Regions from separate parts of the Homo sapiens genome. Here all the other regions are linked to region 3. The links are chromatin contacts, found by Hi-C in ENCODE. All regions are on one chromosome and are shown on one strand. The core of a region is the stretch at or near the end of the contact, and the rest is flanking DNA. Distances in the headings are between cores, read along the strand shown. Region 1 holds the start of FRA10AC1 (FRA10A associated CGG repeat 1). Region 2 holds the start of CEP55 (centrosomal protein 55). Region 3 holds the start of R3HCC1L (R3H domain and coiled-coil containing 1 like).

Region 1 (3,309 bases), core at 390-2,889, 4.4 Mb before region 3:
CCAAGTAGCTGAGACTACAGGAGTGCATAATCACACCTGGCAAACTTAAAAAAATTTTTTTTTTGTAGATAAGGGGTTTCGCCATGTTGCCCACGCCGGTCTCAAACTCCTGGGCTTGAGCAATCCGTCCACCTCAGCATCCCAAAATGCTGGGACTTCATTTTAGAACTGAAATTCTTAGAAATGCTGGAAGACCTCAGTTGCCACTCAATTGTATTGGAAGAAGCTCCTAGTTCCAGCTTTGCACTGAATTTGGAACACACACTAAGAAGGAAGGATGGACTATTTGATGTCATACATAACTAATTTACATGGCTGGAAGGAACAGTCCAGGTTAAATGATATATCAAATTGTTAAAACTAATATAACGACAGCAAGTGCAGCTGGAAAAAGAGGAAAGAACTCTCTAAACTTCATTGCATTGGATCTAGGGTAAACGACATGTTTCTAGTCCTGGCTACCTTGAATAAGTCATTTCATCTCCCTGGACTTCATCTATTAAATAAGATAGCTACATGAAATAATCTTTAAGTTGTTTAAATCTTTAAATAACCTTTAAAGTCTGTAATTCCATTTTCAAACATAGGTGTGTGGGTATATACCTCTCTTCTCTGCCCCACTAAAATCCTAGATAGGAAGATGCTAGTTAAGGTTGGAGATGAAGGTTTGAAAGCCCGAGTTCCAACTCTACCCTCCCTTACATCTGTTATTGCCTTACACACCTGGATTTTACACCCTTTTTTAGGTCAACTCCAGCTGTCTTACCACATCTGTTCAAGCCATATTGTCCTCTCACTCTTTGTCCTATGTCCTCACGTTCTTTACATCTTGATGGGGGACAGCTGTAGTGTGTTTAGAGATATATTCTAGGATCAGCCTACTAGATTTCACTGCTTGGCTCTGCACTTTCCATTTGTCTTTCTTTGGGCCTGTTCCTTAACCTCTCCAAGCCTCAGTGTCCTCATTTATAAAAAGAGGCTAGTAAGATGGCTGACCTCATACGAATGGAGATTAAAAGAGTTGCCTCATCTAAAGGGTTTTAACGGTGTCTTGTACAGTGAAACCCAGTAAATGTTACATCATCATCATCATCTTTTCCCTCGCCCCAGGACACGACTTCCTATTCTTGCTCCCACTCTCCCATTTCTTTATTCGCTGGCCGCTCCATCCGACCCATACCTATCTTAACTCACTGGTTGAACTAAAAAGCTCTCACTCACTTCAGGCCTACGAATCAACTGACAAGAGCGGGGAGAAACTCAAAAACGGAGATGCCAGGTGTCTCCAGAATCTGTCATCCAAAAAAAAAAAAACCAAACCAAAACAAAAAAAAACCCGACGATCAGCTAGTACTATATGAAAAACAAGTTTTGAGGTCCTTCTCCCTGATGCCAAATATACCCACAGCCCTCCTCACACACCCTTTCCCTTCCTCCCTGTGTGCCAAGTTCGCCCCCGGAGTCGTCGTTTCCTTCTTTCCCGGCAGCTGCAGCGACGACCCACGGCCTGAGAGAGCCGCTGCAGCACAGGTCCCGTGCGCCCTGCCGCACAGCCTCGCCACAACCACCACCGCCGCCGCCGCCGCCGCCGCCGCCCGCAACCCGCCTCTCCCTACGGGTCCCGACTGGGCACCACTTCCGGTCCGACACGGCCACGTGTTACATCTAAATGGCACCGTCCCCCGAGTGCGCCGACCTTGTGCTACAGCCAGAACAGCTCCGGGAAACAAGGGCAGCGGGAGAAACGGCCCGGAAAGGGACGAAGAGGCTTCCAGCTTTCGCCAAGTCGCGGCTCCCAGTTTTTCCCTGGGCCTCCTTCCTTTCCCCTCTAGGGAATCCGGCATCTAGTACCGCTGGCACTGCTTGCTGCTTAGCCCACGCCTCTCATTTGAAAATATATTTTGTTTTACCGTGCCTATCACCTGCCGTCCTCTCTCTAGTAACCTTAGTAACGCCTCCTCGGAGGATCCTCTCAGAGCAGCTCATCAGCGCTTCAGATCAGCCTCTCCCTCCTTCCCCCAGTAAAACAGTTCTCATAATTAGAACAAAAATATCTCTCCATCGTTTCGCCACCCACACAATAGATACCATTCCAAAAGCAGTGCTGATGGCAGAAGAGCTCATCGAATTTGTGAGGAAAGAAAGAATAGGAGGAGAGATTTCTCAGGGTTGAGGATTCTCTGCCGACAAGCGACCTGGCACATGCGAAAAGGGATCCAAAATAGAATCTTAAAAAGAAGAAGAAAAAAGGCAGGAAAAGTTGGATTATTTTAAGCGCCACTAGGTTCTTCCTGTGCTTTGCGTTTTCTACATCACGACGCCCCACTCTTTCCACTCTAGTTGTTTGGTTCATGTCTTGTCTCTCGCTGGCATTAGCAGCTATTCATTTTTTGCTTCCTCCTCAGTACCCAAAACGGTGCCTTGGAAATCACAAGTGCTAATTAAATATTTGTTGAATTGAACTGGCACGCTTCTGGCGTTTACAGTGGGCCCTTTTTAGAGAAAACCTTGGCACTTAATGCACAGTCATTTTACATCTTTTGCCCTAAACAGTAGATAACGATATCCTTATCAGTTCAAGTCTCTAACCCTGACAATAAATTATAGATACATTCTGCTTTATCCATTGCACTGAATGTGATCTTAAAAGGCTATAAGATAAATTAAATTATTGTAAATTAACTTATTCCAAAATGCAATCAGATTATACTTCAATAAAAACTTTTACTAAAAAAAGTGAAAGCAATAGGAAGCCTTACAATTTGACGTTATAGTATATGGAATTATTTTGTCAAGCAGTTTCTTTTTTGGTAAATATATTAAATATATAATTATTTTATTGTTAATAAAACTAAACAGACCTATACCTCATATCCAATTTCCTTTCTATCCATATTTGACATTTATTAGCATTTTTCTACCATCCCTAGCATCTTCTTGTTTGTTGCTTCATTTTACTCTTCCAACAACCCTGTGCTGCTGTGTTATTAGCCTCATTTTACACATAAGGAAGAGAGGCACAGAACCTAAAGCCACAAACCTGGTGAGGGTCGAGAACTGGGTAGTACTTGTGTCTGTCTCTCTATAAGACCCAGTTTCTCTCTCTCTCTTTCTCTCTTTTCTCTCTCTCTCTCTGTCTCTCTCTCCCCCACTTCATGGATTGTGTGGGAAGTAGCTTCTGGTTCCAACATTTCTAAGAATTTCAGATCTGTTGCTACCAGTCCATTCAGGCAAAGATTTCCATTTTTTACTTTGAGACAGCAGTTACTGAAAAAGAGTAAATAGAAAATATATATTAGGCATAGATTG
Region 2 (3,593 bases), core at 30-2,529, 4.6 Mb before region 3:
CCTCACGTAGTGGTGGGATTACAGGAATTAGCCATTCCACCTGGCCGGATTTCCTCATTTAATCCTTATAACCGAGCTGTGAAGTAAATATTATTATTTGCATCATTTTACACATCGGGAAACCGAGGCTCAAATAGGTTAAATAAATTTATCCAAGGAGACACATCTAGTCAGGGCAGTAAGGAATTAAATCTAGAAAGTCCTAATCTAGAGTTTATAACCTTTGTACAATATTGTGTACCTAGGATGTTTTGCTACTGTGTATCTACTGTTTTAAATCTCCAGCGAGTTTATGCTGGGTCTAGGAGAGAAAGGGAGGCCCTGCTAAACATTTCATGTGCTTCTTCTCTCAGCAGTAACGTTCTCAAAGCGGCTAATCAAGAGCTAGAATCGATCAATAGATAGATATCAGGCTGGAGGGTAGCAGTCTGGTCTGAAAGCCGGTCCGCTAGCATTCATAATCTCAGCGTTCAACCTGGGCGTGCCTCTCATCTCTCCCGTTAACACTCCCTGCTGTGCTGCTGATTTTTGGCAGTAATCCCAGCACTTTAGGAGGCCGAGGTGGAAGGATCACTTGAAGGCAGGAGTTCGTGATCAGAGTGGGAAACAAAGTGAGACCACCCCCCCCCCCCCCCACTCCGCTGTCTGTATAAAATTTTTTAATAAAAAATTAGCCGGGCGTGGTGGCGTGCGCCTGTAGTCTCAGCTACTCGGCAGGCTGAGGCAAGACGATCGCTTGAACCCGGGAGACTGAGGTTGCAGTGAGCTATGATTGCACCACTCCACTCCAGCCTGGGCGACAGAGTGAGACCCGAGGGGATGACAAGGGGGCTGTGCTCCTTTGTGAAATCCCGTTGTCCCAGGGCAGGAGGGGCCGCACTTCACACAGGGAGAATCTATGCTCAAGAGCGCAGAACTAGTTCGTCTCGGTCCATCGTCACTGGTTTTATCCCATTAAAAATAGTAATTTGCTTTCTCCTAAAAGCGTATAAACACAAAACCAGCCCCTGACTGCGAGACACCAAGCTTGTTTAGGTCTAAGCCCGCAGAGAACCCCCGATCCCAGAATTAGCTGGCGGGCCCGGGAGGAAGTGTTCCCGCCCTCTGTCCCGCCCCGCGGCCCCAGCCACTTCTCGGCCCGCCCTCAGGTTTACTCTCCGCCCTTCAAAGGCGGCAGCCAATCGGGGAGCCGCGTCCCCGCCGCGCGCGCGCTGCTCCTCCTTCTTGCGGGCCGCGCCCTGCCGGCAGTGACGTGCCCCGCCCTGCAGCCGCGGGATTCAAACTCCCGGAAGCGGCATCCACACCTGATGGTGTGACTCGGCCGACGCGAGCGCCGCGCTTCGCTTCAGCTGCTAGCTGGCCCAAGGGAGGCGACCGCGGAGGGTGGCGAGGGGCGGCCAGGACCCGCAGCCCCGGGGCCGGGCCGGTCCGGACCGCCAGGGAGGGCAGGTCAGTGGGCAGATCGCGTCCGCGGGATTCAATCTCTGCCCGCTCTGATAACAGTCCTTTTCCCTGGCGCTCACTTCGTGCCTGGCACCCGGCTGGGCGCCTCAAGACCGTTGTCTCTTCGATCGCTTCTTTGGACTTGGCGGTGGGTATCATCTCCTTACAGATAGGCGCAGAGAGGCCAAGTGACTTGCCCAAGGTCTTTTGTTAGGACGGCTTTTTCCGATTGGCAGGCACTTTCGTTGTGTGTTCCTCAAACATCTTTATTTTAGAAGTGAGAAAACTTGTGCCTTTTTTTGCAGTTTCTCTTTTCCTGTCTGTCTCCTCAAGTGAGATTTTATGTGGGAATTTTTAAAGATTGGCGTCGCCTTGTAGAAGATGCGGCTTGTAATTGAGGCCTTGTACCATTTACTGGATGGAAGCGCTTGTTTGGTCACCTGTCCAGCATGACTTAGGTCACTTCAGCTAATCAACCAATCATTTCTTTTCTTTTTTCTTTTTTTTTGAGATGGAGTCTCGCTCTGTCACCAAGGCTGGAGTGCAATGGCACGATCTTGGCTCACTGCAACCTCTGCCTCCTGGGTTCAAGCGATTCTCCTTCCTCAGCCTCCTGAATAGCTGGGACTACAGGCGTGCGCCACCACGCCCGGTTAATTTTTGTATTTTTAGTAGAGACAGGGTTTCGCCATGTTGGGCAGGCTGGTCTCGAACTCCTGACCTCAGATGATCCACCTGCCTCGGCCTTCCAGAGTGCTGGGATTACAGGCGTGAGCCACCGCGCCCGGCCCCAATCAACCAATCATATCTGAGGGCTTGCTGTTAGGCTCTGTGGGTAACAACAACAACAACAAAAATCAAAGTGCAGTCCTTGAAAAAATAGTTGAACAATTGAAAAAATAAAAGGTTAGCAGGAAGTGTAATTGGGTACTAGATTGTGTAGGGGTGGGGGTGGGGCAGCTATATCGTTTGTTAAGAGTTCACAGAGGGAAGGCATGCTGAGGAAGGTTTGAACTGGGGGAACCCTGTGGATGACTGGAATAGGAAATACAGGGAAAGGTGGCCGGGCGCGGTGGTTCACGCCTGTAATCCCAGCACTTTGGGAGGCCGAGGCGGGCAGATCACTTGAGGTCAGGAGTTCGAGACTAGCCTGACCAATATGGTGAAACCTCATCTCTACTAATAGATAAAAAAAAATTAGCCAGGCGTGGTGACGCGCACCTGTAGTCCCAGCTACTCAGGAGGCTGAGGCAGGAGAATCCCTTGAACCCGGGAGGCGGAGGTTGCAGTGATCTGAGATAGTGCCACTGCACTCCAGCCTGGGCGACAGAGCGAGACTCTGCCGCCCCTAACGCCCCGCCCCCGCCAAAAAAAAAAAGAAAGAAACAGAAACAGAAAAAAGAAAATACAGGGAAAGGAGGTTGGTGGGACTAGGTGGTGGGGGAGATCCAAACCGTCTGGGCCAGAGGCTAGAAACTAGTAGTCATTCATTCACTGCCAGAGTTTCTGTGCAAAGGTTAGGAAGCAGATGTTTGGGGGTTCTTTCACGTTCTGCAGATCTATATTTCCATCATTTTGTGTCTCAATGACTTGGTAGTAGTTTTCTGTCCTACGACCCACGATATCAAGTCAACAGTGTGTTATCAACAGAAACACATAGGAAAGAACTTCCTGTGGCAGCAGGTGACTGAGAGACGCCATAACCTTGCATTTCTTTAACTGATGGATGAGCTACTGCAATCTTTCACCTTATAATGGCAAAAATCCAGGACTAACCTTTTGATAGATGATTTCTTCTACTCAATCTCCACAGTTCTAATATGTTTAGACGTTCTGATTTCACACAGGACAATCTTAAAAGTCACTTCACTACCATTCTAAGGAGGTCTCTCCTGTTTTTACTGATATCATTTATCCCTGTACTTCTCTTGTGTAATATTTATTACAGTTTGAGGATTCATGAACCCTTGTTTGTTTCCTTGTTATTGCCTGCCTTTACTACACTGAAAGCCCCATAACATTAGGGAACATGTCTTTTTTTTTTTTTTAAACCAGTTTACACCCAGCATGTATTAGGATACCTGGTAAATAGTAGGCTTTATAGTAATTTTTGAATGCACTAATGGGCTCATACTCCTTTATATCCTTTA
Region 3 (3,271 bases), core at 350-2,849:
TGGGAGATAGTGAGAGAAGAAAGAGACCCTCTCATATTGTTTTATATTGTTTTATACTCAGTACCTGTTTTAAGAAAAAAAACAAGGAAGTGAAACCAAAGGCAGGCAGCCCAGCACCAGGCACCAGACCCAAAACCAGACCTGAAACCAGGCCTGGGCCTGCCTGGCCTAAACCTAGTAGTTAAAAATCAACTCATGACTTAGCATAGATTCCAGGCATTGTATGGAAGAACATTGTACTCTGTTCTGTTTCACTCTGACTACCACTGCATGAAGCCCCTGTCACATACACCCCAGATTGCTCAATCAATCACGACCCTTTCATGTGAAATCTTTAGTGTGGTGAGCCCTTAAAAGGGACAGAAATTGTGCACTCGGGGAGCTTGGATTTTAGGACAGTAGCTTGCCGATGCTCCCAGCTGAATAAAGCCCTTCGTTCTACAACTTGGTGTCTGAGAGGTTTTGTCTGCGGCTCGTCCTGCTACAATAGAATCTCCAAGATTTGGTGACCATTTGAATATTGGAGGAAGAGGAAGTGAGAAAGGAGGAATCAGGTTAAAGAGTGAATATTAATGAGTAGGGAGGAGGGGTAGTAGTTTACTTTTCTTTTTTTGGGGGACGGAGTCTCCCTGTGTTGCCCAGGCTGGAGTGCAGTGGTGCAATTTTGGCTTACTGCAACCTCCGCCTCCCGGGTTCAAGCGATTCTCCTTCAAGCAATTCTCCTGCCTCGGCCTCCTGGGTAGCTGGGATTACAGGTGCCCACCACCACGCACAGCTAATTTCTGTACTTTTAGTAGAGACAGGGTTTCACCATGTTGGTCAGGCTGGTCTCGAACTCCTGACCGCAGGTGATCCACCTGCCTTGGCCTCCCAAAGTGCTGGGATTACAGGCATGAGCCACTGTTCCTGGCCCCAGTAGTTCACTTTTCAAGGACACTGGAGATGCCTGTGGGCATGGATGAGGAGAGGTCTTGTCTAGGAAGTTGGGAATACAAACAATGAGCTCAGGTGAGAAGGGACTGGAGTGTCCCCTCTCCCACCCCAATTTTAAGAACTCTGGAAAACACCAATATTTTAGAGGTAAGTTAGAGGAAACAAAGTAGAATGAATTCAGAGAAGGAAAACCTGGATAGTGTCATAGAAAATAAGTGATAATGCCCAATAGCGTCAAATGACTAAAGCTTGAGTTAGATGAGTCCGGAAATACCTCCAATGAGTTTGGCAACAAGGACACTTATGACAACAAGGCATTTTCCATGGGGGCGGAAGCTGCGATGAGGAGTGAACACAGATGAGCAAGTAGAGACAGTGTAGATTATCTTTTTCAAAAAACTTGGCTGTGAACGGAGGAAGTGAGATGGTATAATTGAGTGGAATGTAAGGAGATTTGCGCACGTATATAGCCGAGAGGAATGAGGAAGGGTTGAAGGGACAGGAGCAGAAATGCTCTCCGGCACTCGCCATTTTGCCAGCTTCTCCCCTACGTGACCTGAACTCAGTGGGCGCGGCCGGGCCTCGCGGAAACTACAACCCCCAGAAGGCCCCACGGCGTTGGGGGCGGAGCCGAGGCCTGACGCGCGCCCCAGCGGCGCGAGCGGAAGAGATAGAGCTTCGCGGAGACGGCGGAAGCGGAGAGCAACAGCGCGCCGGTAACAACCAGCCCCGTATCCCCTCCCTCTGTACCTCAAGCTAGGATTTTTAATCCCCACTTCTCCCTTCACAGCCCGGGACAAGACTTCCATTCCGTCGTTTGTTGCTGGTATTTTTTTTCCTCATGTGACGCGAGGGGCCGCCCCCTGCCTGGGGCGGAGGTTACTGGGAAGCTCCCGCCTTCTGACCCCTGCGGGCCCGCGGTTGAGAGGGACCCTCCCGGGGCTCTTTTGCACTCACTGGGGCTCGTGCTCGCTTTGGGCGCTCGCCCCAAATGATCCTGGCGGAAAGGACGTGCTTTTTCTGGGTTTCAACAGGTATTGAGCGGGGTCCCTGGTTACCCCCTCGGGGCTGCGGGGCCGTGGGCCCCCAGGGCTGCCGGCGGTTTCCGGGCTTCGCTTCGAGCCTCGCCTTTGAGCCTCCTCCGCTGCCCGGGAGCCCCGGGCTACGGGCTGGGAGTGAGCAATCTATAAAGGAGCATGTACTTCCTGCTTTTTCTTGGCAGGCCTGCGAAAAACCCCAAGTCCGATCTTTAAAGTTTGTGAGTGCAGCCCCCTCTCAGTTGTGTACGGGAAGGAGCACAGGATTTGGAGTCTGATATCCTGGGGGAAGTCTCAGTCCGCCACTTGGCTGGACCTGTGATCTTTTGTACAGTAGTCTGTTTAGCGCAGCCTCGGTTTCGTTGTCTGAAAAGTGGGGTTAATGTTCTTTGCCCTGCGGCCTTCCAGGGTTGTGGGCTTCAGCAGAAGTGATATTCCTGCGAAAGCTTTGAACTCTAAAGTATGTTTCGGGTATAACCTTGCCATCCCCCAGTCTCCAGTCTAGGTCAGTTGAGTTTTAAAACCAGGTTCATGTCTATACGAAGATCAAATTAGTTAATAAATAGGGGGAAAGTGTCTTTGGAAACGAATCTGAACCATACAGATGTTTTTATGCCAGGTTCCTAGTGAAGAGGTGACCTTAGGGCGTTACCACCTGTGGAGTCAATTTAAAACTTCATCTGGATTTTAAGGCCCACCAGAATTTAGACTCTTCTTCCTCAGCACACACAACTATCTCTTGCTGTTATAACCTTCCTTCAGTATCACACAGGTACAAGCATAAAGCAGTAAACGTTCCTCAGATATGGTTGTACTACAACTAATACCTGTCCCCAGCAGGTCTTGTGTCTTGTGTCACAGTTGAAATTCAGAATATAAATAGCCAAATATCCCATCTGTTTAATTTTTTTTGACATTAAGCTTTGAGACTAAGCAAGTTGCTTATTGTCTTATTTTTCCCCTTACAGAGAATGCTAATTCTGCAATCAGTTTTTTTTTTTTTTTTGGGTAGAATCAGGATTTCACTATGTCGCCCAGATTGGTCTAACTCCTGGGCTCAAATGATCCTCCCGCCTCGACCTCCCAAAGTGTTGGTATTACAGGCGTTTGACACTGTGCCCACTGTGCCCGACCTCTGCGATTAATTTTTAAAGGGGTAAGAAAGTGTAGTTAGGTATTTTTAGTCTGTGTTTATTCTGAATTTATTGATTGAAGAATACTTGAAAATGGTCCAAAAAACAAGAGAGGATGACAGTAAGTTGCATTAGCTTAGTGTACAAATTCGAGCAAATTTGAGTTCA

What was found. A loop is a pair of places that touch in the nucleus more often than their neighbours do. Pooled maps may share reads with other maps.
Region 1: a map of naive thymus-derived CD4-positive, alpha-beta T cell shows a loop between it and region 3 (9-fold over the local background). The contact joins the promoter of FRA10AC1 here to the promoter of R3HCC1L in region 3. A Hi-C loop is called at or near these places in 1 of 168 maps with a recorded cell type or tissue (naive thymus-derived CD4-positive, alpha-beta T cell), 1 of 37 single-sample maps with no recorded cell type and 12 of 50 pooled maps.
Region 2: a loop to region 3 is called in a map of B cell, with 20 times the contacts of the local background. The contact joins the promoter of CEP55 here to the promoter of R3HCC1L in region 3. A Hi-C loop is called at or near these places in 2 of 168 maps with a recorded cell type or tissue (B cell and CD4-positive, alpha-beta T cell), 1 of 37 single-sample maps with no recorded cell type and 6 of 50 pooled maps.

The regions. Positions count from the first base shown.
Region 1 is chr10:93,700,953-93,704,261 of GRCh38, forward strand. FRA10AC1 (FRA10A associated CGG repeat 1) reads right to left here and starts at 1,640. Exons shown (of 14, transcript NM_145246.5): 1 at 1,423-1,640. RefSeq lists an enhancer at 1,629-1,928.
Region 2 is chr10:93,495,333-93,498,925 of GRCh38, forward strand. CEP55 (centrosomal protein 55) reads left to right here and starts at 1,280. Exons shown (of 9, transcript NM_018131.5): 1 at 1,280-1,591. RefSeq lists a silencer at 1,099-1,608.
Region 3 is chr10:98,133,058-98,136,328 of GRCh38, forward strand. R3HCC1L (R3H domain and coiled-coil containing 1 like) reads left to right here and starts at 1,600. Exons shown (of 10, transcript NM_001351015.2): 1 at 1,600-1,649. RefSeq lists enhancers at 2,027-2,816, 2,159-2,298.